7 separate regions of the Mus musculus genome follow, and regions 1, 2, 3, 5, 6 and 7 are each linked to region 4. The links are chromatin loops, found by intact Hi-C in ENCODE. Cell type or tissue: heart. All regions are shown on one strand. Region 1 has its middle 10 kb from the start of Gm26176. Region 2 has its middle 99 kb from the start of St8sia2. Region 3 overlaps Fam174b (family with sequence similarity 174, member B). Region 4 overlaps Slco3a1 (solute carrier organic anion transporter family, member 3a1). Region 5 has its middle 110 kb from the start of St8sia2. Region 6 has its middle 11 kb from the start of St8sia2. Region 7 has its middle 30 kb from the start of Gm21269.

Region 1 (4,000 bases), 700 kb after region 4:
AGATATGTAGGACCAATGCAACCTCATTCATGCTTCACTTGAATTTCAACTAAATACTTCTAGGACTAACCTAGGAATTCTTATGCTAGGTTATATATAACATTGGGAGAGTCTCAGCATCGTCCACAGCATTGGCCCACCCCTGCCCCTTGTTTCCTAATTCATCTAGACAATTCTTACTCATCCCTCAGGACCTAACTCCTGTATCACCTCCTCCAGGCCAACCTTACCTAGGTCCTCCCTCTCCCAGCTTGAGCTGTTTCACGTCTGGGCTCAGATCAGCAAACAGCCAGCCTGGTCTGCCGGTCTCGGTCAGTGATTGAATTTGCTGCGTGCCTGTAGGCGCATGTGGCCCCTTCCCCTCAGTCTCCCTGCAATTGATCTGAAGCATAAGACTCAGAAGCAAAGTGGTCCTTCAGTCTCTCTGAACAAGTGAGTCACTCTTCCCCCAGGAAGAGCTTCCCAGCATTCCCTCCCCGGGCAGCTCAAGGTGCCACATGATCCCTGGCCTCTCTGCTCTCCTCCTTCCCAGCATTCCCTCCCTCCTTTCCACTCCCAGTGAGCTGAGCTTTCCCAGCCGGAGCCTCCAGCGAGCAGGGATGTTTTTGCTGCTCATTACTACCCAGTGGAGATACCATCTCTTCCTTTAGGAGCTGTTCCTGCTCGGTAAACGGAAACCTGGTCACGAGCCAAGCCCAATCATCCTGAAAGGTAGCAGGCCCTTTGGAAGGAAAAGGTCTGGGTTCCAGCCTTGGCCTCTCTCTCCTCCCAAGCTTCCTGGCTCCTCCGTGACCTTGTTTCAGTCTATTGATGATGATGATGATGATGACAATGATGACGATGATGATGATGACGATGACGATGATGACGATGATAAAGTTGAGTGAGGCGGTTCAAGGCGGTAATCACTCCACTTTAGAAGGAAAGATTGGAGGATCGGGAGTTTAAGGTCAGCCAGGATCACATGAGACTCTGTTTCTCCCACCCTAAAACAAAGCTGCTTTCTCCACTCAAACTGTAAAGGGCAAGACTCACAATGGAGGCTGGGATATCTCATTTCCTCCACAGATCCTCCAGTGTTGACAGGAGGGCCAGGGTTTCAAGATCAGCTTGACCTTTACAGTCAGTGTGAGGCCAGCCTGGGATACAGGAGACTATCTGCAAAAATAATAGCTCGATACTATATGATGGAATGGACGTGTAGTTCAGTGGTTGGACACTTTAACACCAGACACCATCCTTCACAATGGAAAATAAAACCAAAACAAAAAGCATCTTCAAGATGGTGGACTTCGTGCCACCAACTTTCTTTCTTATTCTTTGGTTGGTTGGTTGGTTGGTTTTGTTTTTTAAGATAGGCACGCATGGACCTAGTCTGGCCTCACACTTGAAATGTAGTCCATGATGACCTGTTGCGCCCACCTCGGCCATCAAGGAAGACACAACACGGCCGGATTCTTCTCAACAGCCCTTATTGCAGGAACATCTCGATGCTGCTACGGGGACCCCGGGCAAGCAGGGAGGTCTGCTTATATACACCCCAGCACAGGGAAAGGCTTCGTGTCCTCCTGGGATAGGTTGAACCGCTGTCACCTAATTAGCATGTACCCGCTCGGGAGGGGTTGGCAGGGCTTACACCTGCGCTGATGTTGTTTATGACAATGGCACACCGGAAACCGGCGCCATCTTAGAGTTGGCTTCCTACAATGACCTTCAACTCAGGATCTCCCTATCTCAACCAGCAAGTGCACACTGATGGGTGTGCAGCCCGTGCCCAGCATAGGTGCTATTCTGAGGATGGCAAAGTCTGTGGGAAGCTTATTCCAAGTCTTGTGATACAGTGAGCCTGGGAGAATGGGCAATGATGGCTTTTACACACACACACACACACACACACACACACACACATATACACACACACCAGGATGCTAAGATGGTCCTGGGCAATGATGGCTTTTATACACACACACACAGAGAGAGAGAGAGAGAGAGAGAGAGAGAGAGAGAGAGAGAGAGAGAGAGAGAGAGAGAGAGAGACATACCAGGATGCTAAGATGCTCCTGGGCCACTTGTTTTCAGGGACTTTCTCAGCTCAGGACCCCATCCATCTCCACATCGGCTCTCTGGCGCCATCTTCTGTCAGTTTCCGAAACCCCAAAGATAGGGCTGTTTCTGTCTAATCACATTGTTTTTAAATAACAACCAAAAAAAGTTACATTGTTGAACATATTTCACCCTCTAAACTGAGTGTGTAATCTGGGCACTTGGAAGACTAAGCCAGGATGCTGAGGAGGCTAAACACCTCCTAATCCGATCTCAAAAAAGAGTGTGAACCTAAACAGAAAGAGAACTCTTAAAAGGTGTGATAGGATGCTCAAGTGTAGCTCCCCACAAGCGACGTCTTCTGCGGAAACAGGAAGACTCGGTTCTATTTAAGTGGCAGGCCGTGGAGAGTTTGACCATGCTCCAGTGGTCAAATGACTCAAATTGGACATGGGTCCAATTTTTATCTTATTTTGGGGGTTGGGGGAGGCCACAATGGTGCAGGGAAGGACATGGAAATTCTGAGGAATGAATTTGATCAGGGTGCATAATGTAAAATTCCCAAAGAAGCCATAGAAATTGGAAAAAAAAATAAGGCTAGAGGCAGATGGATTTCTCCAGCCCCGATGTATCTGGATTTGAATAAAAACACCCAAAAGTTGAAACTTTTCTGATTCTTGTGGGATTGCAAACAAAATCTTCCTCTGCTCCACAAAGAAATAAAGAAATGGAAGGTGCTTCTGGAACACTCCACGGGAAAAAGGGAAAAGGCCACTTTCAGAGTTATAATCCCACCACAGTTTGTACTGTCTTTGAAATGGTAAGAGCTTTAAAGTGTCCCTGTGGCCTCAAGAGACCCAGTGCTGAGGGGAGCTGGGAAAGACTGGGACATGGGCTGGGTTCCCAAACCAATTTCCCTCTGCACAGCTTCACACAGAGCCCACAGGATTCAAACAAAACACACACATGGGACCCTGGAACAGAGAAAGAAGGAAGACCGTCCTTCCACATCTGGAGCCAAGCATAAGCCGAAAGATTAATTTATGCAGGCAGATCCTTCTGTCGTGGAGAGAAAGCTGAAGAGGAAAAGCAACGCTTCCCCAGAGAGAAAGAAAGTAGATGGACGTTGTAGAGAGACATAATTTTTTTCTCTGTCACTTTTTCCAAAAACTCATGGAGCTTGTCTTGAGGCTGAAGCACTGGGAGTCTATAGTCTGCCCTTTGCTGTGTCTGTAACTCGTCATGGCCTCAGCTGCTACGATCCTCACTGGGACTAACACTGCACTCATCACTGGTCTCAAGAGTGGTCTCATCACTGGTCTTGATACGCCACATCAAGTATCCTTAGGACAGAGGCTGGCCCAATCAGGTGGTCGGCACGCTGGCACCTTCTGGTGATGCTGTGAGAATGTGAGTCCTGACATTGCTGGCAAAAATCTGCATCCTCTCCGGAGCTCACAGACAGCAGCTGGCATCCCTGGACCGCACACCAGCACTATACACCAAGTTAATCCGTTTAACTGACCAAGCAGCCAAAAATAGCCACGATTCAGAGGGGTTGGATATCAAGTTTGTCAGAATAGAGAATTGCTACTAAAAGGAAAAAAAAAATCTCACAGTTTAACAAGTGACAACAGGGTTGCCTTTCCGCAGCCTTGTCCAGTAAGTGGGGAGGACTCCCTCTAGTGGTCAGTTATATAGAGAGCCAAGTTCTCTCCACACTGCAACTCTGTTACCTTCTCCAACTGTGTCAGCCCCATCACCCTCCCCTTCCAGGGACAGGTTTAGATAAAGTGAGAAAGCCCACAGCTCATTCTCGCCTCAGCCTTAAGGGACCAGTCGAATTTCTGCTCAGAGCCCAACAATTAACATCCACACGCAAGGAATTGGGACATAACCCCTTGGTGTTCCCAAGAAAAAGAGAGGAGCAGGAACAAATGGCAGTGAGAAACACCAG
Region 2 (4,000 bases), 240 kb after region 4:
AGGATGCCTGAGAGGGGCTGAGAAGAGGAACCAGGTCTGACCTAGAGGACAGAGGGAGGTTCAGGCTTTATCCTGCAGTCAAAGGGGACCTGTTTATTGTAAGGTCTGGACCCTAGGAAGGAAATATGTTAAGCAAAGAAGGTCAGATCCTAGTAAGCAGCTCAACACCTATGCAAGCGCTGTAGCAATGCTCTAGTACAGGGAGAGAACAATGCTTGCTCCGTGGCCCTTAACCTTCTGGGAGAAAACAGCGCAGCAAAAGCAAACACTTGGCATCCTAGGAGCTTACAGAAGGTGTGCTATGAGGACCAGAAGGACTTGGAATTGGAGGGGATGAGGGGAGGGGAGAAGGGTTATTGAAAAGTCAGCAGAGACCGGTAACAAAAATAGTTAGCTTCCCAGAGCATACCCAAGGACAGGAGGTGGCAAGAAAACTTCACTTCCTGACCAACAGGTCATCACTCACAAGACAGTGTGAAGCCCAGAAACAAAGTATGTCAGCCCCACAGAGGGACTTCTGCCAGTAAACTACTCTGTAGGTGGCTTCACACACTAGCTTTTAGGAAGTGGTGATGGTTTGCTGTGCCCAAGTGCCCTAAAAACCTTGGAGTAGTCCTGATGAACAGCAAGCATACAAACAGTGGGTACGCAGATTAGCAGATTTGACAGCCTAAAATTTTATAGTCTGTCACATTAGAAAACTATGATATAAAAGAAAAGGCAAATTCAGAGGAGAATTTGCTTTACAAAGCAATCTTTATTACCTTCACTTATTCTTATGAAACACTGGGGACAACCTAATAATATGACAATCATTATTTTATTTTTTTAATTAAAATATAATTGCATAATTTTTCCCATTTCTTATCCTCCTCCCAACCCAATCCTAGTTCCCATGTACCTCCTTTGCGCTCTCTCTCTCTCTCTCCCTCTCTCTCTCTTTCTCTCTCTCTCTCTAAATTTCATGGTCTCATTTTCTTAAATTATTGCTACATACATGTAAAATGTGTGTGTGTGTGTTTTCCTAAGTATCGCCTCCTCAGTCTGTATAATGTTACTCATGTGTTTATGATTTCAGGCTGATGACTTGGTATTGGATAACCAGCTTATGGTTCTTCTCTGAAGAAGACTACGTGTCCCACTCTCGGTTTTCCGTGGTTCTTTGTATAGGTTTGAGGCCTCATGGGATTTCCCTCTCCCAGGTTAGCATACTTCTTGGTGTTCAAACTTCCTGCTCCTCTGGCTCTTACAATCTTCCCACCTCCTCTTCCCTCACTAGATCCCTGAACCTTGGGTACAAGAGTTGAGTTGTAAATGTATCCTTTGGGCTAGTCACTACACGGCCACTTATGCTCTGTATTTTGATTGGTTGTGGACTTTTTTTTTTGTAATGATTTTTGCTGCAAAGAGAGTAAGTGCATAAGAACAATCAATTTTTGAAAGGTAGATATAAAGGAACTGGTAAATTTCCACAAATACATAAATAAGGGGAAAAAATCATACCATGACATTTTGAACACACGCTTTGATTTTGCCTGTGTAGCTTTAAAAATACCAAGCATTAAGGAGTTACAGAGACAAAGTTTGGAGCTGAGACAAAAGGATGGACCATCTAGAGACTGCCATACCTGGGGATCCATCCCATAATCAGCCTCCAAATGATGACACCTTTGCACACACTAGCAAGATTTTGCTGAAAGGACCCTGATATAGCTGTCTCTTGTGAGGCTATGCTGGGGCCTAGCAAACACCGAAGTGGGTTTTCACAGTCAGCTATTGGGTGGATCACAGGACCCCCAATGGAGGAGCTAGAGAAAATACCCAAGGAGCTAAAGGGATCTGCAACCCTATAGGTGGAACAACAATATGAACTAACCAGTACCCCGGAGCTCTTGACTCTAGCTGCATATGTATCAAAAGATGGCCTAATTGGCCATCATTGGAAAGAGAGGCCCATTGGACTTGCAAACTTTATATGCCTCAGTACAGAGGAACACCAGGGCCAAGAAGTGGGAGTGGCGGGGGGGGGGGAGGCGTAGGGGAGTGGGAGGGGAGGGTATGGGGGACTTTTGGGGTAGCATTGGAAATGTAAATGAAGAAAATACCTAATTAAAATAAAATAAAAATACCAAGCATTGAAACATCTAAGGAAAAGACTGTCATTCATTATTCCCTTCGGTAAATGTTATCACCCAGAAGCCAAGAGGAATACTTTTATACACCAGTGAGCAATTTTACTGATGAAACCCATCTGGACTTGCTTGGTCTTGCCTTCAGCCAGGGACAGGAATAAGTTTTTCCTTCCGGATAAGTTTGGGGCAGGGGGTGTTGTTTTTCTCTTTGAAGTCCAATAATAGATGGAGCTGCTATAGCTCTCAGCTAGAAATCCCTAAATGGCACAGGCTCTGTCCAGATGTTTTCTCTCTCTTCTAGAATCTACAATGGCCTTCAGTTCTGCTGTGTGGGGGATGTGAGTAACATATACACAGGGAGGTAACACTGTATTCATGCCAACAAGGTTCCCTGCACCCTGCTGGGTTTTGTTGTTGTTGTTGTTGTTGTTGTTTGCAGAGATTCAGATGAGTCTTGGGCATTCCCTGGCCTCATGAGGATATAACACAAAGCAGGCACTCCACAAATTTTAAAGTAAATCAAGAGCATAGTCAACTTGTATGCATCACCCGTCTCCTGTGTATCTCAAATCGATACCACATAGAAGCGAGAGTCTATTCCAAAGACCAAGAAAGAGACTGTTCAACTCTGCCTTTCTGGAAGGAAAAAGCTATCACTGATATAAAATAAAGGTGTGTCTACCTAACTCTTGCTGAATTTCTTCTGTCTAGCACAGGAGACCCACCCCCAAAAGAATATATTCTTTCTGGGTCAGTGGCAGCATCACATGGTGGAAGGTGGATGGTGAGAAATGAGCGTATGTTGCACCAGCCCACGAGGACAGCCAAAACAGGAGGTAGTCACATCCTAACAGCCTAGGAGTGCAGGATAAGCAGGGTGCTGGGGACAAACTGCTTATACCAAAGGGGACAGACGGAAGAACCACAGAAGCAAAGCTCCCAGTGGAGCTGGCTAGAAATGGGAATAGACACACTTCCCTTGCTGAAGACATCATATGCTGTACAGAAAGAGCCCTTGGGTGCATCAGGTGCCATTTACAAAGAACTCCTCCACTGATGCTGGTCCTGACTCGAGCAGGGCAGTCATGAGAGCTGATAAATGAGACATGCAAAACAGTTTTTGGTTAGGCAGACACACCTCTAATTTATACCAGTGATAACGTTTCCCTTCCAGAAAGGCCTTGCATCTTGATAGGTCTCATGAACTTAATAGAATCCATTGGGTCTTTTGTGCACCTCAACTCCCACCTTGATTTATCAAAAGGGGGTGATGTATTTGAGACTTGTACTATTCTGGGATGCTTATTGACATCAATTACCATGTTGCTTTGAGGACCCAGATCTACCCTCTCTTCTTACTAAGAACCAAGAGAGCCATTTTACTGTCTACCAGGCAAGGGGAATATGCACCGTGGATTCCATGAAAGGAAGTTCTAGACACAGAGGGCCCCAGGGACTGCACAATGATTGGAGTACCATTGCCAGCAAATATATCACCAAGAGCTCAGATGAACCAAACCTGGCAGGTCGTGGCCTGTGATGTACTAGCTTCCCAATATCCCCCACTGTAGCTATTTGCAAACACTACAGTAAGTATCAATTTAGTTCATAAAACTCAGGTTTGCAAGAAATGTAGTTTTATTTTCACTACAACTCAGCACATATTCTGTTTAAACTCTTATTCTGCTTGAAGGCAGAAAATATCATTTTAGTCAATTTGGGGTAAACTTACCATGTCAGGTTTCAGTGCCGACATTTTCAGTTTCTCCCAACGTGGGCTTTTCCTAGGAGTTCATCATAGTCCAGGGAGCCTTGTCTGACACCCCAGCAGCCATAGTCCTGGAGGAAAGGCAGGAACTCATTCCCCC
Region 3 (4,000 bases), 610 kb after region 4:
GAGGCTCAGGCTGGTCTCCAACTTGCTCTATAGCCAAGGATGACCCTGAATGTCTGCCTCCTGTTTCCATGTCCTGAGGGTTGAGATGACAGGCATGGGCAACCTTGCCCAATGTCATGAACCAATTGTCGAGAATGGTAAGCAAGCACTCTACCAACTGTGCTACATACATCCCCAGACCAAGGTCTGTGCTTTTAAAAGTTCAAAGCAGATCATTAAATTTGAAATGGAGCAGGCTGCCTCCCCTGGAGGCCACCCAGGGGCTGCCTCATCCAAGTGGCTGTGTTCCCCTGACCTGGTGACTTGAGGACTCACAATCAACAATTCAACATCTGTGCACCTCAGCAATCTCATCCATAAGCCCTCACAGCCCTGCTGCCGCTTGAGGCGAAGTATGGTGGCACCTCTGTCACCAGGAACACACAGCAAAGAAAATGAAAACAGAATGTGGGAACTGGAGCGACCAAGAAGGCAGCTGCTGAGCATCGATGGGTGTGCACCCTGAGGGTGAGTCTTGATGCCTGGAGGTTGTGTCCAGGATTCAGAGGACATATCTGATCTTTGACCTCTGAGCTCTGTTCTGCACCTTCTGCTCAACATGAGAGATAACTAAGTTCCCCAGAAAAGCAATTAAACGTAAAGAATGGTAGAACACAACCCAGAACCTTCTTTCCAGTTCTGGCCTCTGTCATATCCTGTGCAGAAGTGCCTGAGTCCAACCTTAGCTGGGATCTCGACAGAAAAGCCAGCGTCACCTGTTCCCAATGCCTCGTTCCCCAGCAACCTGCCATGAGCACGGCCCACTGAGCTCCATCCTGAAGCACCCTGTCAGGTGTCTCCATGAGTCAGTATGATTTGAATCTCACCTTCCTCCACTGCAGATGGGCAACGTCAACTAAATGCAGTCAGGTGGAACATGGGTGTGTCTCATTACCACGGCAATAGCTTTAGGACAACCTCTGGCAACTTGGGCTCTGCCTCAGACACTCTGACTGAGCCTCCCGAGTGCCATGTTGAGAGTCTTCCCTGACCCCACTCCTCACCCAGTCACTGTGCTATCTCTCTTCTTGTTGCTGCCTCAGTGCAGCCGCACTGACCCAGCCCAGTGACTCAAAGCAGCAGGTCAACAACCCAAACACTACAGTGCCCTGTACATACAGGGAAACCTTGAGGTGGAAATGGTGTGATGGAAATGTGGGACAAACATAATGACAAATGGTGAGCATGGGCTGCCTTCAAATCAGAGACAAGAAGAGCGGTGGCAACTGGAGGTGTTGTAAAGGTACTTGCTCAAGTGCCTGTTTATTTGAGTTTGATCTCTGGGACCCACATAATGTAAGGTGATTTACAACTCCCACAAGTTTCCAACACATAACACTTCGGCACATGCTCACATACATGTGCAAACAAACACAACAATAAATAAGTGTAAAAACAGTACACACATTTGTGCATCCACACAACAAACACATAAATGTATAAAATAATAAGAGCAGTGTTGTGCTCAGCCTAAAGGGGGCAGCAGCAGCCAGCTCCTGTCCCTTCCTAGGCTGAGGCCCATGGACACTGTACCACCAAGTATCCTCACCTGAGGGGCCCCCAAAGCTTTATATTAAGTGTCCTCAAATCCCCCAGTTTTCAAAATCAGTACCAGATCAAACTGTCTGTGGTCTAAATTTCCAATTCCCAGGCCTTCGGTTGGCATAGTTTGTCTCAGTTCCTTAGCTGTGGTTTATATGGCCAACAGTGATATTTAATCGTTCTACTAAAAGCCTATGAACCCTGACAGATGTAATGATATTTACTTCAACCAGGATCCCCTCCTTCTCCCAATTCCATGGCAATTCTGCCATGGTCAACAAACCAATCTGCCCTTTGTCTCCACTCCCTTGGGATAGGCAAAAATAATACCAACTATAGATAAACCCCAACACAGGCATCCAGGACAGAAGGCACAGGGAGAGACAACACAATCCAGACAACCCATTAAGAGCTGAACTACAGATCTAGGAGCTATCCGTCCAACTGCCCAATAACCTGTCACCCATAGTCTCAAGGATGTCTCTTGTTCTCCAAGACAAATAGAGCACACCCTGGGTCTGACATGTGGAACGCTGCCACAACCAAGGCTCCTGGTCCTGTTCTGCCAGCTACCAGGTGTGTTTGCAAAGGGCTGAGTCTGTTTTGTTTGTATAGGAGGCTGGGGGCTGGGGAGACAAGCAGAGAGAAAAAGAAAATAACCTATAGAGTTCACTGTGTTTGGAGAACACTGGCAAGTGACAGTTGGTGGCCCACAGGAGGCTGAGAGACTGGAGTCACCATGCTGTAGGATACACAGTGATTGACCCTGTCAGCATCCACACACCATTGCCATGGTCAGAGACGTGACAGTCCTAGCTCTCCAACACTTCAAGAACTCAAGTCCTCTCAGAGGGAGAAACGCCCTGAGTTCCAGGCCCAATGCCCAGCTGCTCACAGGATTCACAACATTCACTTCTATTTCATCCCAAGTCAGAGTTGGGAACCTCAATAAAGCGTCCCTCACTGGAACAGGTAACATAAACTGTTCAGCACAGAACTTTGTACAAAATGAGGTATTCAGAGAGCAAGGCTTATTTCAGTCCAGGTTACAGTCCAGGTTACAATCCATCACTGACTTGGGAAAGGCCAGGCAAGGACCTGAAGCATCTACTCACACCCATGTCAAGAGCAGAGACCGAAGGAATACACTTAAGTCTACAACCCAGCTCACCTTTTCAACCTTGAAATAGCCCAGGACCCACCACAGGCTAGGTTCCCACATCAGCTAATGTAGTCAAGACAACCCCTTACAGACCTGCCGTGAGGCCAATCTGACCTAGACAATGACTCGAGACTCTCTTCCCTGGTGATTCGAAAGTGTGCTGACAGTTAGAACTAACTATTATACTTGCTTTGCCTTTCCAACCCTGGACGAAGCCCTTTCCCTCCTCCACAGCTAAGCCACAATCACCCTCCTCTTCTACAATGCCTTCCCAGGCCACTCTATCTCCAGCCAAAGCCACTTGTGGTTTACGGCTCCCCTGTTGAAATGCGTGGCTTCCTTCCCACCAAATGATCAATGAAGGGGGTAATCCTCCCTTCTACACTGATGTTCCTGGGCCTCTGGGGTGCTCCCTGTTCAGCACAGCACCTGTGTTCACAGAGGCACCCCTGAAACACACTAGGAAGAATGTGCTATCTCTTCAGCCAGACTCTCTCCTAGCTACTGGGCTGAGTGCTTGGGAGACCCACTTGACAAGGCCAAAGTACAGCCTGCCACATTGCTGGAGGCCCAGAAAGGGCCCAGCTGAGCATACAAGCACCTGGGGTTACATCCCTCCCAGCTACGGGGCCTCGGTTTCATCTAGACAATGCAGAAAGGGGAGGAAGGCCAACAGAGCCCTGGATGTGAGAAAAGCTCACACCTGAGAGGTTACAGAGCCCAAGGCTTCCCAGATCTGGGAGAATCCTACCAGAGTTCTCTGTGTCAAGGCTCTCGTCTAAGCCTTGCCTACCCAGAATGGGCTTCCTTCTCCCTGCAGCCCCAGAAAATAAACATGAAGCCTGGATTCCCGGCAGATCGCTCTCAGATTAGGAGACATTATTGGAGCTTTTTATTAAGTGATACCTTAAGAACGCGATTTCAAATGCCTGCTCCTAGAATGTTCCCCTTGCAAATCTTTAGACCCAAGCATGCACCCGAAACTACACACACAACTCGGGAAGCTTCAGCTCAAATCCAGGAGGGTTTCCTTTCTGGTGGGACACACCCACCCCACCCTGCCTCATCCCCCTTAGCCTTATACAAGTCTGGTATCACGAGAACCTACACTGAGCAAGAATATGTGTGTCTGGGAGTCTAGGAACGCCATGTAAGCCAAGGGCTCAGGGTTAAATTAAAGAGGGATTTGTTCTTCCCTTTTCAACTTGCTAGAAAGAACCAGTAGCAGGTGCCCAGGCCTAAAAGGCCTATTCATAA
Region 4 (4,000 bases):
TGGCAAAAGGGCTTGACCATCATGGCTGCTCTGTGGTAACAAATAGTCCTCACATTTTACTGATTTGGATATGCTGAAAATTAATTTGGTAGATAACTTGTTCAACACAGATTGGTGTTGGAAAGACGTGGGACTTAGCTCTCTATGGCTGTTTTGGGGCCCAGACCCACAGATGTTTATCCTGATCCCAGTGTTTATAATTTCCAGGCAGGACATTATACACTGGTCCTTAAAGTCTGTGATCAGAAGTAATGCATCCTGCTCATTACCAGCGCAAGTCTATAACATATGTAGAGTCGTATGTAAAGTTACCCATGAAGGAAACACCTCGTCTCATAGCTAACTTTTTTTTTTCTTTTTTTCTTTTGGTTTTTGGCTGTCCCGGAACTCTGTGGACCAGGCTGGCTTCGAACTCACTGAGATATGCCTCTGTCTCCCACGTGCTGGAATTAAAGGTGTGTGCCACCACACCTGGCTGTTGTCTCACGGTTCTGAAGTGGGTCTAGGACTCAGGAGCAGCTTTAGTGGGGTGTAACCAAGTCTGCAGACCGAAAAGGAAAGGATCCACCTCAGAGTCCATGCAGTGGTGGCCAGGCTGACCCTCCTGGTCCTCTCTACAAGAGTCTGTCACCAATCCTCCTGACAGCATGTAATGTCTGTGTCATTCTTTCCTGGAAAAGAGCCAGTTACACAGAGCCATGGTTAAGCTAGATATAAGAATATGAATTCCAGGTGGAGGCAAGGATTTGGGGGTGTCTTAGTTAGGGTTTCTGTTCCTGTAAAGAGTTAACATGACCATGGCAACTCTTATAAAGGAAAATATTTCATTAGGGCTGGCTTACAGTTCAGAGATTTAGTCCATCATTGTCATGGCAGGAAGCATGGCAGTATGCAGGCAGACATGGTGCTGGAGAGGTAGCTGAGAGCTCTCCTCTGGATCCACAGACAGAAGGAAGTCACTGAGCCACTCGGCCTGGCTTAATTTTCTCAGACCTCAAAGCCCAGTGACAGACCTCCTACAAAAATGCCACACCCACTCCAGAAAGGCCTCTTTGGGTCTATGGAACATCATAAGGGCATCAGCTGAGATCTGTTAACAGCCTTATGCTTACAACTATTGTGGCCACTGTCTGAAAGAGAACACGGGATTTCTACATAGTTTCATCAGTAACAAAGCCCCATTCCCTTCCTCTCCTCTCCCTGCAGGCAGATGGGGGAGGGGAGAGCTGATGCTGCTTCTTGGGCTGATCTGTTCTCCGGATCAATAAGAACTCTCAGTCCCTGGGTTCCCAATCCATCATCTCTTGACAGTGCTAAATTTACTAATTCACCCCAAAGAAATAATGTGGTCTTAAATCCAATCAAGTTGCTCTCTGATTCAGTCCATTAATCCCACTGATATATTTACTTGTCTCTAATGATGTTACAAATTTCCAAGTAGAAAATAAAATCAGACGCAGCCTTATTTGTTCCTGCCAAGTGCTAGGCCTGGACAGGAAGGGATGAAATGCCCCTGTCTTCCAGCTGCCTGGCCCTTTGAAGTCCACTCTAGCAAGCAAGGATGGGCTGCTAAGGGACGCTCAATAAAAAGTCAGCTGCCATCTCCTGCAGACAGAAAAGCTAGCTCCAACTGGTGTGCCAAAGGCAGCACTCTCCAGGGGCAGCCAGGGGCTGGAGGAGACTGGAAGCTCCTTGGGAAAGCTGCCTTGGAAAGCGATGTGTGATATGTTTTGTATTGGCCATTTGTGTTATCAGGAGTGACCCATCAAAGTGAGGCCTAGGGGGTGGCCAGAATGTCTGAGCCAGAAAGAACCTTGGGCAGCACGCACTTTCAGATCTTTCATCAAATTAGTGAGGATCCTGAATCTCAGGTACGGAAGGGGAGGAGACTCAGGTACGGAAGGGGAGGGATCTGGATCTCAGATCCGGAAGGGGAGGGGTCTGACCCGACCAGTGGAGGCGCATTTGTATACAAACCAAGTCTCCTGTGCCATGTGGCAGATTTTTCCCACTCATGATCCCCTCTCCCAGACTTCATGAAAGAGCCTCCTCTCTCAGTGCCTGCAGAAGCCATGGATAGAATGGCAGCTGGGAGCACTTAACCTATCACCTACAGGCCCTCAGCTTGCCAAGAGGATGACAGCACTAAGGACCCCTTCGAGTTGTCATCATCTCTTCTTGTCCCCTAAGCCCTGTGAGAAGTTAAGCGACCTCCTCCACCCTTGATTGGCATTAATGCCTCTGTGTACACCTCAGATGGACACTTTTCCTTACTGTCTCCATGTCTTACTGATGGCAGCCTTCCTGAGCACAAGGTGACCAGAGAACCTTTGCTAAGAGAGGATGTCTGTGAGTCCCACAGCTTCTTGAAGGTACATGAAAGTCAGTGCTGATTATCATCACTAGAGGGCAGAAGAGCACCACTAGTTAGGGACTCAACCAGGAAAATCTCCTTTCCAAGCAATTTTCATTGTTTCTGCCCTTGTGGCAGAACCTTGTCGTGTCTGGTGCATTTGGCTGTATTTTGAGGCAGGATTTCTATGTCCTTTAAGGGTCCTAAGGATAGCTCTTCTTTAGGGCTGCCCACCATATACAAATGTTATACTCTACATGAATGCCTGTATGCCTAGAGCCACATGCATCTCTGGAATCTGGGGTTGGGGAGCATGCAGGGAAAGCAATCCCTGCCTTCCCTGGAATTTATGTGGAGGTGGCAAAGGTGTCTATGGAAGGCCCGTACTGTGGGACAAATGGAAGGAAAGTGTACTTTCCCCTGACACGGAGGTTGCTAAGGAAGCAACAGCGCCAAGAGAAAGGAGGCTTGCCTGGGGCCTGGGAGTCAGTGCAGCTGTGGGAGCAGGAGAGCAGGTTACTTGCAGGAATGAGCCAGCAGAGTGGCAGAAGAGCCCCAAGAGGGGGTGGAGGTGGGCAGCAGAGGCTCATCTGGTCAGGCTTAGGCATGGGACTCGGTGGCTGGCCTTTCATCTGGGTTTGATTCTGTGTGGCTCCACTGCTCCATCCTGTGAGGGCTGGGGAAGAAGGGATGAGACTTGCAGAGATCTCTCTTCAGAATGTCTTGTTGAAACTAAAGTTTGACCGTGAACACAGAACCTTGACGACGGGGCTCGGTTTCAGGGTGTGCCCCCAAGCACTGAATCGACCAGCATTAGCCGTGTGGGTTTATTGCAGGGAGATTTAGGAACAGCAGCTGCCACGGTTAAACAGTTATTAAAGGTGTGCCTGTGCTGTCTTGTTGGGAACTTGGGACCTTGTCGGGAAGTGTAGCTTCTATTTGATAAGGCATTGTGTGCCCTGAGAGTCTAGAATCCTGTGAATCCAGATCATACTCCCGTGAGCTCTGTGATCCTGGGGCAGCCATTCCTCCTTGAGACTGTGTGTGGCTAATGCAAGAAAACCACACATTCAACCCAGACAATGTCTTGAATATAGGAAGCGTGCTATAAAGGTTAGATACTATGGCGCATCTGTGAAGTCTACTAGCGTCTGCAGTTACCAAGGGATCCAGCATGCTTTCAGCCCTGATTCTCAACTCTTTCTCTCAGCCTAGCAACTTGCCTCACTGAAACCTGTACTTAATCAAGTTTACTCCCTCCCATGGATCTTTTCCTAGTTGTTTGAACGTCACCAGCACACATGTGGACACCATTCCAGAGTCACGCGCACACCAGCTGGCCCTGCAGACAGCTGCATGGCATTGGTAGCTGCAACAAGATGCTATAGCCCATGTGCTTATGGGAAAAGGTCACCAGCTAGGCTTCCTCCTCTGCTTTTTGAGAGGACTAGCGCCGCAGCCAGCTTCCTTCAGTTTGGTGGACTCATTAGCTGGATGGCTGGGATATGGAATGCCCCACACCCTCACCACCTCCACTTTCTAATTAGGTTTGTCACTTAATGATACTCTTGAAATTCCCGAGTCCCATAGCAAAAGTCTGATATACTTTAAGCAAATAGGTACATGAACTTAAAAATACCCGGAGAG
Region 5 (4,000 bases), 230 kb after region 4:
GTCTTAGTCAGGGTTTCTATGGTTATGATGACTTACCACAACTAAAAGCAAGTTGGAGAGGAAAGGGTTTATTAAGCTTACATTTCTATATCGTGCGTGGTACATCACTGGAGGAAGTCAGGACAGGAACTCAAACAGTGCAGAAACCTTTAGAAGGGGCTAATGCAGAGCACTGGCTTGCTTCCTGTGGCTTGCTCAGTCTGCTTTCTTATAGAACACAAAAACACAGGCCCAGGAGTGGCACTGTCCACAGTGGGCTGGCCCATCCATCACTAGTAAAGAAGATGCCTTACAGATGGACCTTATGGAGACCTGTTCTCAACTGGGGTTACTTTTCTTTTTTCTTTTTCCTCAGATAACTGTAGCTTGTGTGAAGTTTACATAAAACTAACAAGCACATTTGGTCAATGAAACACTGACAAACATGTGACTAGAGACTTGCAAAGTGCTTAAGCTCATTTTCTTGAGTGTTTATCACAATCAGGAAAAGAGCCCATAAGCAGGAAGAGAAGAAGGACAAACAGTACCATAACATCCCTCCTGACACATAGATTTTGATGAGAAGTGTTACAAGCTGAGCTCTCTCCAGACCTGCTGAGCCCCACACAATCCATACATAATCCCACACAGTAGCCTTCAACTTAACAGGGTTTTTTTCCCCCACATTACAATGATATAAAAAGCAATGCACATTCAATGGAAATTATGTTTCAGATTTTGAATCATGACCTTTCTTGGACTAGTGATAATCAGTGCAGATCCTGGGCAAGGGTAGTGTACGGTATTGCTAAGCTAATATATTTATCAGTTTAGACGTATTTAATGCATCTTTTTAAAAGACTATTTAATGTGCGCGCACGTGTGTGTGTGTGTGTGTGTGTGTGTGTGTGTGTGTGTTAAGAGAGAGAGATAATGTATATGTGTCACATGCATACAGTTGCTCATGGAGGCCAGGAAAGGGCATCAGATCCCCTAGAACCAGAGTTACAGATATTTGTGAACTTTCTGGTGTGGATACTGGGAACTGAACCCATGTCCTTTAGAAGAGCAGCAAGGGTTACCACCACTGAGCCATCCCTCCCATTTAACCTGAGGAGCACATGTTAATGTTTATATTGCATGCTACTTATATTTTCAGCTTGTTTGGCAAAAATGCCTCACTCAACCTATCATAAGATAATGAAATGAAGACACAAAACACAGCTAGCTGGAGTAACAGAACAAGGACCTGGATTTATATACGCTGGGGATCAAGAGCCCTGAGTATATACATTACTGCTTCCCCAAAGTCCCATTCCAACACGAAGTTTGGCCTGCTGGCACACACCTGTATTTCTAGCTTCTTTGGAAGATGGATCAGGAGGATCTCTTGAGCCCATGACTCCCAGAACAGCCTGGGTTTCCCCTAAGTGTGTGTGTGTGTGTATATATATATATATATGGTAGAATCTTACTAATAATAGAAAGTAAAAATGTCCTTTAGTTCTTAAAAGAAATAAAGCAGTATTTAAACTGGAAAGAATAACTTATGCATATTGAAGCAATAATTATGAAAACTAAGGCATAGAGGTCAGTATTAGAATGTTAACCTTGAAGCACATTTTGTAAGCCAACCCAAAGTAAATTTATATGCAAATATATGTATGTGATGTGTTTGCCCAAATACGGGCATACAAACAGACAAAGGAAAACAGTTTATAAAATGAAATCGATTTCATACAGTTGCAAGACTGGGAACGTGTCTTAGTCTTTAAAATTGCCATCAGTTATAACACCAACAGTAGCTAAGCTGACACACAGGCAACTCTGGTGTCACACTTAATCCACTCAAGGGACTTACACAGACACCCACCACCTTATTCGAATCAGGCTCCAGGCCACCGGGGCATCATAGACATCCACTTCCCCAATCCGGTTAGCAATGGACGTCAGAGAGTGTCATGACCATTACAAGCTCCAACAAAGGGCTGCCAAGGCTTACACTTGGCCTTAGGGATGAAGTTGTAAAGAGAAGGCCCCCATTACCCCAGCGACATTTGGCAGCTAGGACTGGGTTTTCCATTAATACATTCTCAAACCAAAGCTGCAGCCAATTCTAGTCTCTAATTGTAAGCCTGATTAGAGAGAAGGGAGAGAGAAGACCTGAGTGTGAGACTCTGATCTCTCTTCTCCTACCGTTTCCGGAGTCAGAGATACCTGTGTCCATGCATGCCATACACATCAGCTTATTTAATCTCAAGAAATGTCTCTGCCCCATTATCGATGTTACAGAGCCAAGCTTTAAGGGAGTTTAATTGCACTGATAGGTGACCTTAGTGGCAATATTGGAACTAATCAAGAAAGCAAGCAGATACTGTTGTCCCACCCCATCACCAGGCAGTTACATAAATTCCCCATTGCTCCTGAAGGTATTCTGGAAAAACAAAACACTAATTAGAGGGTATACAGGAGTAACATTAGTCTTAGGTTTTTTGTTGCTGTATCAGAATGTCTGAAACTTTGACATTTTATAACAGAGAGGGGTTGTTTGGGGTTCTAGTTCTGAAGGCTGGGGTGTTCAGAGATGTGACTCTTCATCTGCTTGGCTTCTAGTGAAACTTCCTGAAAGAAAGCAGAAGGCAATTAAGTTCCCACAGAAGAGAGGGAACAGGAAGAGTGTTAAACTTGCCTTTAAAATGACAATCTACTGGTCTCACGACAGCAAGGATTTACCTGTGAGAATGACATTAGTCTGCCCATGAAAAGCTCTATCCCATGACCTACATTCTCTCCTTCTAACACTACCACAATGGCAATCCAATCCCAACATGGCGCTCGCCCACTGATGTGTTCCTGTAGTCCTTACTTAGGAAGATAAAGTGGGAGGGCTACTTGAACTCAGGAATCGCAGGTAAGCACGGGCAGCATCTCAAAAACAAACAAACCAAGTCAACATAAAGAAGCAATGCCTACTCCATCCATGACAGCCTCGTGCCACAGACAGAACATAGCCAGCTCTTCCTTAAGCCCTGGTCACAGAAGCTTTGCCACCTCCCCATTTTACCTCTAGCCCTGGCTCCTCTCAGCAGCAAGAGTAGATTCCTTACAGGCGTATCTGATCCTGGAGGTCTTGCCAAGGCTTCATGAAAGCATTGGCACAAGGCATGGGTCTTACATACAAGCTGCCTTTGCTATCTCAGTACCATCAGTATTATTCTCAACTGCTACAAAAGCTTAAAGTTTACCCTGTAAACTACCCAGAACTACTTCCAGATGTCCTGTTGCTAAAATTCCTTCCCTAGGAGAGACAAACATTTGCTCTTCCTCTTAAGATCCCAGCCACAAACCTAGGCACTATTCCACCAAAGTTCAACAAGGGGGAACCAATGGATTTAGTAGGCTTTATTTATTAGAATGAAGGTGTTTGGAGCAGGAGTATAGGTCAACTTAAAGCAGCCAGTGTAGATGGTCTACTCCTTTGGGCAGAGACGGAATCCCCTTCCCTCATTCTTCCCCATTTACATCCTCTAGCCCTTCCCCCAACACCATCTGCAATTAGGGCAGAATTGTATACAACTGGTTGAAAGGGATGAGTGAATTCTCAGGTGTGGACCCTGTGACTATCCTTCCCCCTTCTCTGAGGGAAGACAGACAGCTGATAGGATGAGCTGTGATGATCTTTTGTGACCAGGCCCAGTGCTTCTAGGATAGTCCTGTACAACATCCACATGCACCTCAGGGTTCAAGACTGTCCAAGATGTGAATGTTTTTACTCTTGGTCCCTTGGGAGAACTCCTTTCCACTTCTCCAATGACACATATTGTTCAGTCACTGGGAAAAGTGGGGTAAAACTCTCTCTTTGTGTACTGTAAACTTCCACAGTACGTGCTGCCTCCCTTTGGCCACTATAATTACATTTACTTGTCAGTCTCCTCTACTCCATTGGAGTTTCTTTGGAGGGCAAGGAGATTTTTCCTTGGAATTATATTTAAACTCCTAGCAACTACACTTGCATAATACA
Region 6 (4,000 bases), 330 kb after region 4:
CCCTGTCTCGAATATAGGGTGGACTAGAGAGTGTTCCTGAGAAATGACACCTGGAGTGATCTTCTGGCCTCTACATACACAGACACAGATGTTCATGAGCACACACATAAACGTGCACACACACACACAGTAAACAAATACACAGAGATAATATACAAACAAACAAATAAATAATAAATTAGTTTGAGCTATGTATTTGTAACTCATGATTATCCTTTTGAGAGACTATTTGATGAGATTTTAAGTTACTGGCTTTTTCTAATCTGATTTTTTTTTGAAACAGTCTTGAACTCATGGCTCCTGTGCCTCTGTCTCCCAAGAGCTAGGATTACAGTCATGTACTATGGAGCATGAGTTACTAATTTTGAGCACAGAAAAAAAAAAAAACCTTCTGTAAACCAGCTGCCTCTTAGGTGACTTGCAACAGTCTGCACTACGAGTCCGATCAAAGGGACAGCAGGAGTGCTGAGGTGGACAAAGAGCACATGGCTTAATCAGCTCTCACTTTGGGGGACTTGAAAGCATGCGCCATTAAAAGCGTGGCAGGGCAGATGAAGATGAAGATGGTACAATACTCACTCTCTCCTCTTGTGCTTCCAGGGCTGAGCCCTATGGCTTTCAGAACCAGCGAGTAACGGAGATGTGTTTATAAGTACAGCCACACTTACCACATAATGTGGAGGCTTCAACGCCACATCCCCAGAGGACTGACAATGAGAATCAGCTATGTCAATGAGGGATTGGACACAGCCATCTCTGTGCAACATGTGACAAGCATGCACCATAAATGAGTCAAGTGATTAAAGCCCGAGATGTGTATTCTACGTCTTAACTCCGTGATCTGGGCTTGGGCACATCAGGGAAGGTATTTCACTACTTCATAGTTATCTAGTACGTGGGCATGGTGTGTGGGCTTCAAGCATACAAGTGACATATTAATTCTGCCTTTTCTGTCATCCCTTGGAGAAAGGGGATTTGCTAATTTATATACTTTCCATCGGGCAGGAAGCATTAAGGACAAGACTCATGGTTTAACTACAAATACACACACAGACACACACACACACACACACACACAGAGAGACACACAGACACACACACACACAGACACACACACAGACACATACACAGACACACACACACACACACCTAAGTGGAGACAATTCTATTTTTTAACTTCTAAACTGAAACCGCCAGAATCACATATTTATTAACTTCGCGCCCACATCAGGGAAGTGCAAGGTGCCAATCTGTTATTGACTTTGATATTGATTAGTTAAAGAAGTGTTCACATTTAATTTCTTCACTAAGGCTTGGTGGGGTATAAATGAACGGACTTCTCTGCAAAGATTCCTGGGACTCTCCAGCCAATCTTTGGCAATCCTTGAGAACCTTGCCTTGTTTCCTTTGCCTTCTGCATGCCCGTTTTTCCATCTCAGTTCCAGGCACGTGGCTTCTGTCAGTTTCACACAAATCAGTTCACAACTAAGATGCAAGATTCTTGCCTTCCAGGCATGTGTATCCACTTCTTATGTATCTTCTCATGCTCTCCTCTCTCCTCTGACTCTTCCCTGCCCACGAATTTACCTGACCCCAGCTAAGCCCTTTCTGGTCTCCAAGATACTCATCTGGCACAGTGCCATCTGGTGGCGGCTCTCAGGCAGCACAGCAAGACAACAAAGGCAGAGAAAAGCTTATCAAGAGAAAGCGGAAAAGGCCAGGATTAAGCATTTCAAAGGAATCAAGTGACAGGAAAGGAACCCTTTTGTAGACCTTCCTTCCTGTAAGCGTACAAGTTATATGAAAACAGAGTTACAGAGTAAGAATTGATTCTTCATAGACTATTTACGAAAAACCAAATTGTATCGCTGCCCGCATTGTCTCTCAAAATACCTCTCTTATTGTACCTTGTCAGAGGACCCAGATGAATTTTGAGTTAACCAGTCCCGGTGGACACCTTCTCTTGACTGGCTTTCTGAAAGCAAAGCTGTAAAATGGCCTTCGATTAGCCACACATTAGGACGAATATCAATATTATTGATAGTTAAGAGTGTATCCTTTAGAATGGCCGCAGTAACTGTGGAAGAATAATTCCCGTTTCATTCAGAGCATCCATCTCACAGTGGCTAGCTGTGTGCTGCAATCCTGACTTGACTCGTATTTTGCCATGCAAAGAAAAACAAAACAAGACAGGGTGGCAGTTTTCTTTCCTTCGTGGGCTTTGGAAATACTTCCTTTTTTTTTTTTATTATTCTTATTTTATTTTTCTCTGCCTGGTGATTTCTGCCCTATTATTATTTGTGGTCAATCCCATTCCACAAACAGAGGGGGTGGGGGAAGCCCCTTTCCTGCCAGCCTCATTTTTCCCATTGATTTCCTCACCCAACACATGCCCCTAATGGAGCTTGAAATGACAGCCGCCCAGCTTTTGTTTGCTTCCTTTGTTGGTACACCTCTGCCAGAGGCCAGCTGTGGTGTGGGCTGCTGGGCTTTCCAGCTGCAGACAGGCTTTCCCCCACAGGCTGGCAAGCAGAAGGTAAAGGCGTGGAGGAGAGAACTCAACCCCTTAGATAGACCAGGGATCATTAGCAGATAGCAGCTTTGAAATGAGCCACAGTACAAGGAAATGAACGCTTTAGAAAAATACAAGAGAGCTAGAAAGTTACTAATCCAGCTGAAAAGGTAGAAACTGCTGGACACCCGGGCCATCCTCAGGAAATGACAGACGAAGTGCAGATACTTCCCTACCCCTACCCGCCCCCCAAAAAGCACCCACAAAACAATGTAGTTGCCCTTTAGTATCCATGAGAGATGGGTTCCAGGTCCTCCATAGTTACCATGATCTGTGGATGCTCCTGTCCCTTATAGGAAAGAAAACAGTATGCTACCTACACAACACACAAATCCCCTCCTATTCTCTCCACTGTCTCTTGATGACAAGTACCCAACACAATGTAATGTAATGTAAAATACTGTAAATAATTGTTACCTGGTATTTAGGGAAATGCAGGAAGGAAATAAAAGTCTTTGCATGTTTAGTACATGTAATTTTTTCAAGTCTTTTTGATATTCATTTCATTGAACCCACAAATAATCCACTTGTTCTAAAGGATCCAAATAGAAAGTATGAATGGGTAGAAGGAAGAACGCATACTATGCAAGCCCCTCGGATGTTCCAGCTGTCCTTGGCTCCCCGTTCCTTCTGATCCCCATGCCCACAGTCAAGAACTCCAATCTAAAATGATCAGTCAGCTTCAGCAAGTGGCTCTCTGTGATAACACTTAGAAAATCTGGCCAAAAATCATGTTTATCAAAATAAATATGATGGCCATCTCTAGTTTTCTTCTACCTCTAAATCTACACTTCCCCCTTAAACTTTTCCCTCCAGAAGAAAACAAATGGCTTGGGCGAGCTCTATCAATAAGCTTTGAGACAATGAACTTAAAAAGAGAAAACTGTTATTCTGTTGTTGATCCTGGAGGTTTCCCTCTAAGATACTGGCCTGCCTGTTTGCTTTGGGTTCTGGTGAAACTTCTAAATGTCAGGAATGGAGAGCAGGAGGAAACCTCAACACACATCACATGTCAGGATGATACAGAGCAGAAAGACCAGGTCCCACAACCCCTTTCATAGCAACCTTCAAATTAACCTAGGGACTTCAAAGTCTCATCTCTTAAAGTTCCACAGGAATTCCAATAACACCACCTTGAAGACCATGTCTCTAGAGCATGGACCTTTGGGGTCCTGGCAGTAAAATCCCCTATCCCCAAGGCTCATAATCTGCTGTACTGGAAAAACCAGGTGTCTTGATAACTCAGTGTTTAAGTAACTTAGATGCTGCAAGAGCTGCTGTGACGTGCCCAAGCTAACCCTGGGTATGTTAAATGGCTTGAGGCCACAGCTTCTCCCAGAGCCACTCAGGAAATTGTATTAAATTGCTTTCAGGAGAGAGGAGCAGCCCAGAGCTCTCTTGTCATCATGGTGAATTTCCAGAAACAGA
Region 7 (4,000 bases), 500 kb after region 4:
AGGGTGTGGGGATCAGCTGTAGAGAAAGCCTGGGGGTGGTAAGAGGGCTGAGAGAGAGGAGGGGAATGGGCAGAGGGAGAGTATCTCTGGGACCTGGGCTGGGGGATGCTTTTGGGAGAGAATATGGGGGTGATGACAATAGCTGAGATTCCTAGCAACAGGGGATATGGAGCCTAAAGGAGGGGCCAAACAGGGCTGAGCACAGAACCTGAGGGGTAGATTGAGACGGCATCCTTTCATCACTCTAAGGAGGAGAGGAAGTGTATTGTGGGAACGTAACTTGCAGTCTGGACTTGCTGATCCCAACCCAGGTGGGTATTTCTGGATTAGTGTCCTCATTTGCCTCAGCTGCATGAGAACAGAGGCTGGTTCTCCGGTCCATGTCACCAGCCTGCCGTCAGCATCAAGACCTCCCTTCCTTGAACAACCACAGCCCCAGGCTCTTCACTGCCGCAACTTCCCATGTCTGTGCAGCTTCTGGATACTGGAGTGAGAAAGGGCTATCCTAAGATGCTGACGCAGCTGCCACCTCAAACACAGCATAACTCCTCTAACTCCTAAGTGCCTCCACCCAAAATTAAATAACAGGCATAACAGGGCAAGACTGGAAGGTAAGGCTTCCATCTGCTTGTTGTTCTTGCGTTCTGAACCTCTAGGCTTCTCCCTTGGGTGCCAGCTTCTCTCTGTTCTGAAAAACAGGCTCCTCCTGGCTCACATTGTAAGGATTTTGTACCTTCCTTCATACCTCAAGTCACAACACGCTGGCTGCTCCAGGCAACAAAAATCACACACACACACACACACACACACACACACACACACACACACACACACACACACACACCTCAATAAAGGATGTGATTTCCTCTCTCTTATGGAAGTCCGATAACAGAATTCTAGGCCCGCTTCTCTGCTCATTAGTTAACAAGTTGCTTCCTGCTCTGTGACTCTTCTTTTCCAATTAAAACCCAAGATAAAGGAAGGAGCCCGCAGATCCCCCTCCTTCCTCATGGTGCTCTTGCATGGATTAAATATGATAATGAACGTCAGAGTGCTTCACGGGCCGCAAATCTAAGGTGTTATTTTTCCCTGGGTGAATGTAAATACAAGCTGTACATCTTCTCTGCAGGGGGATAAAAGTTTGGAGTTTTCATTAAATGCAAAATTGCCAATATTTATTGGACCTCTTTCGTTTGCATGCATTTGCTAAACACTTGTACATATATTATCTCACTTTATCTTCATAGCAAGTCTATGCAGGAGCGGATATTAAGACCTACTCCACAGATAAGGAAATTAAAATCCAACAAGGCAAGATTAAGTAACTCACTGACTATCACATACAGCCCTTTCTCCACAAAACCCTCCAAGAAAATTGGCTCCTGCCCGCTCGTGGCACACAACGAGGAGAGGGACCTCAACATGGGCGCCATACTGCAAGCGCGGAGAAGGACGGGAAAGCAAAGGAGAGAGAGATGCTGAAGGACCGTTTGTGGGAGACTGTGGCAGTGTGCTGGTCAGTTTTAACTGTCAACTTGACAGAACCCAAACCCACCTGAGAAGAGTCTCAATTGAAGAAGTATCTAGACCATGTAGTGTTGTGAGCATGTCTGCAGAGAAATCTGATGACTATCCATCAATATTAATTGAATGTGGATGGTGGAGCCAGATTATGGGCTCAGCCCTGGACTATATAAAAGGGAAGAAAGATGGCCAAGCATTGGCAGCAAGTCTGTCAAGTAAACATGTGTATTCTGTCTCTGCTCTTGACTGTGGACACGATTCAATTAGTTTCTGCCTTAACTTGCCTAGAACGACAGCCTAGAACTTGGAAATGTAAGGAAGAAAAGCTCCTTTGTCCCTGACATTGCTTTTGGTCAGAATATTTTCTCAGAGGAACGGAAATGAGACTGAAACAAGAGTTCACTGAAACAAGTTCACAGTGAGCAAGCATTGCAGCAGGAGCAAGGGACACCCAAGAGAGTGTGGTGGAGGGGCCATTCTCAGAGGATCGGTTCCATTCAGGGAGATGAAAATTCTGGTGACACACAGCAGAGTTCATGAAAGTGAGGAATTGTTACAGCCACAGATGTGACAGGGTGAGATGATTATCATGACCTAGAAAGAACTATTGCTTGGGCTGAAGGAGAAGGCTGCCTCAGCTGAGTAGCGGCACTTGGCAGATGAAAGCCATGCTAAAGTTCATTGTCTCCTGCCTCTGATATACATAAGGAGAGCTCATAGCTCTCTAAAACAAACCAGTAAAAGGAAAGCAAGATGGAAAACATTGCATGGGAACTCATCTACTCCAGCCAAATACTGTAGGAAAAAAAGTGTGGTCCTTCCCACTGGTGCCAGCAGAGGGCACCTGAGAGGCAGTGGCGCCCACCTTTGGAAGCCTGTGCTGAATGAGCCATGGCAACCATCATCTCAAACCAGGGAGATGTTAGAGAAGGCAGGCCAGGAGCCAAACGTGTTGCACAGTCCTTGACCTCCCTGCAGTGATGAGGAAGGACATGGGGACCTGGGTGTCCTCCACCCCGACTGGAGTGGTCATTATAAAATACCTTGTGTTACCAAAGCGTTCATATGCCAAAGTCCCGATACCTTGTACCTCAGAATGCAATTGTGTTTGAACAGAAATCCTCCAGTGAGGAAGTTAAGGTGAGTGAAGGGAAGGTGTGCCAGAGGTCAGGTCCTAATCTGTATGACTGATGCTCTTGTGAGAAAAGGAGATGAAAGAGCAAACAAGAAGAATACATACAAACAAAATCGTACTTACAAACATAATGTAGAGGAATCACTCAACAAACAGTTATATCCCTCAATAATTAACAACCACAAATCCTAGAGATGTTAATGAAGCTTATTTCCATATTTACCACATTAAAATATTTATAACACATAGTTTGTTTCTGTTGTGTAGGTATGTTTTTTTTTTAGCAACCAAACAAAAAGAAGTGTGCAAACAGATAAAAGTGAATTATGACTATACAAACACAAAAGAAAAATCAGGGAAACTATCCCCAAGAAATGCCAAATATCAGATTTGCTCGACAAAGACATTAATCTCTAAAATGATGGAAACAGCTTGAGGAAACTGTGTACCAAAAACATTTAAAAGACTTGGCAGGGCAGCACATGCCCGTGACCATCACTTGAAGAGCTGAGGTGGGAGATTTGAGGCCAGCCTGGGCTACACAGTGAGGCTATCTCAAGTCAGGGAAGAATGTTGGCAAGAAAATGAAGAGGGACTCTAACACATTGTGAGTAAAAATGTAAATTCGATCAGCCTGTTTATCCTGTTTGGAATATGGAGATTGTTTGAAAGGAACTAGAAATAGACTTAGCAGATGATCTGACAATCCCTTGTATATAGCCAAAGAAAGGAGGACTACAGCCCTGTTCACAGCAGCCAAGATGCGGAGCCAACCAAAGCCTGCAGCAAGATGTGTTAGCATCCACCACTGTGGACACCTGAAATGAACAACTTAGAAAGAAGAAAAATTGACTCTGGCTCAGATTTCAGAAATGTCAACCTACGGTGCCTTTGGTTCTGTGTTGGGGTCTGACGCGAAGCCAGATGTGACAACAGAAAGGAACCAATGTAGCACAGGACAGTGTCGGGGAAGCAGAGGAAGAGAGGAGAGCAGGAGTAAAGTATAGTCCCCAAAGTCATATCCCCAAAGACGCATTGCCTCCAGGTAAGCCTCGCCTCTTAAATACCTGTCAACTCCCAATAGCCTGTTGAATCGTTTATCCTTCAGTGAATTATTCCAGTGACAAATCAAAAGTCTCATGACAGAATTACTTCTCCAGAGCCCTGCCTCAGAACGTTAGTGCATTGAAGACCACTGTGTTCAATTAATGAAGCTTTAGGAAATATTCGATATCCAAGCCAGAAAATGGACATGCAGATAAAGAAAGTGTGGTACATACAGTGAAATACTACTCAACCATGACAAAGTAATGGTCTTGTCATTAGTGCCAACATGAGTAG

The links. Peaks named below come from ENCODE experiments on the same cell type or tissue, not always from the same donor. Only the 100,000 strongest peaks of a DNase experiment are listed, where the experiment ranks them.
Region 1: it touches region 4 in a loop (10-fold over the local background); 37 of 42 quality-filtered maps call a loop at or near these places.
Region 2: it touches region 4 in a loop (5-fold over the local background); 5 of 42 quality-filtered maps call a loop at or near these places.
Region 3: it touches region 4 in a loop (2.7-fold over the local background); 5 of 42 quality-filtered maps call a loop at or near these places.
Region 5: a loop joins it to region 4, with 4 times the contacts of the local background. A loop is called at or near these places in 5 of 42 quality-filtered maps.
Region 6: a loop joins it to region 4, with 11 times the contacts of the local background. A loop is called at or near these places in 36 of 42 quality-filtered maps.
Region 7: it touches region 4 in a loop (7-fold over the local background); 6 of 42 quality-filtered maps call a loop at or near these places.

What each region holds. Positions count from the first base shown.
Region 1 is chr7:73,654,110-73,658,109 of GRCm38, reverse strand. No RefSeq gene overlaps it. Among named protein-coding and RNA genes, the nearest start is that of Gm26176, 10 kb to the right of the region's middle. In heart, a CTCF peak has its summit at 2,159 (motif pointing left); DNase peaks (open chromatin) are centred at 659 and 2,129; H3K27me3 peaks cover 793 bases.
Region 2 is chr7:74,110,626-74,114,625 of GRCm38, reverse strand. No RefSeq gene overlaps it. Among named protein-coding and RNA genes, the nearest start is that of St8sia2, 99 kb to the right of the region's middle. In heart, no CTCF peak of the experiment used is centred here; no DNase peak of the experiment used is centred here.
Region 3 is chr7:73,747,056-73,751,055 of GRCm38, reverse strand. All of the region lies in intron 1 of Fam174b (family with sequence similarity 174, member B), which reads right to left. Among named protein-coding and RNA genes, the nearest start is that of Fam174b, 8.7 kb to the right of the region's middle. In heart, a CTCF peak has its summit at 1,513 (motif pointing right); no DNase peak of the experiment used is centred here.
Region 4 is chr7:74,353,120-74,357,119 of GRCm38, reverse strand. All of the region lies in intron 3 of Slco3a1 (solute carrier organic anion transporter family, member 3a1), which reads left to right. Among named protein-coding and RNA genes, the nearest start is that of Slco3a1, 200 kb to the left of the region's middle. In heart, a CTCF peak has its summit at 2,407 (motif pointing right); no DNase peak of the experiment used is centred here; H3K27ac peaks cover 224 bases.
Region 5 is chr7:74,120,367-74,124,366 of GRCm38, reverse strand. No RefSeq gene overlaps it. Among named protein-coding and RNA genes, the nearest start is that of St8sia2, 110 kb to the right of the region's middle. In heart, no CTCF peak of the experiment used is centred here; no DNase peak of the experiment used is centred here.
Region 6 is chr7:74,022,833-74,026,832 of GRCm38, reverse strand. No RefSeq gene overlaps it. Among named protein-coding and RNA genes, the nearest start is that of St8sia2, 11 kb to the right of the region's middle. In heart, a CTCF peak has its summit at 1,651 (motif pointing left); no DNase peak of the experiment used is centred here; H3K27me3 peaks cover 518 bases.
Region 7 is chr7:73,854,086-73,858,085 of GRCm38, reverse strand. No RefSeq gene overlaps it. Among named protein-coding and RNA genes, the nearest start is that of Gm21269, 30 kb to the right of the region's middle. In heart, a CTCF peak has its summit at 2,355 (motif pointing right); no DNase peak of the experiment used is centred here; H3K27me3 peaks cover 443 bases.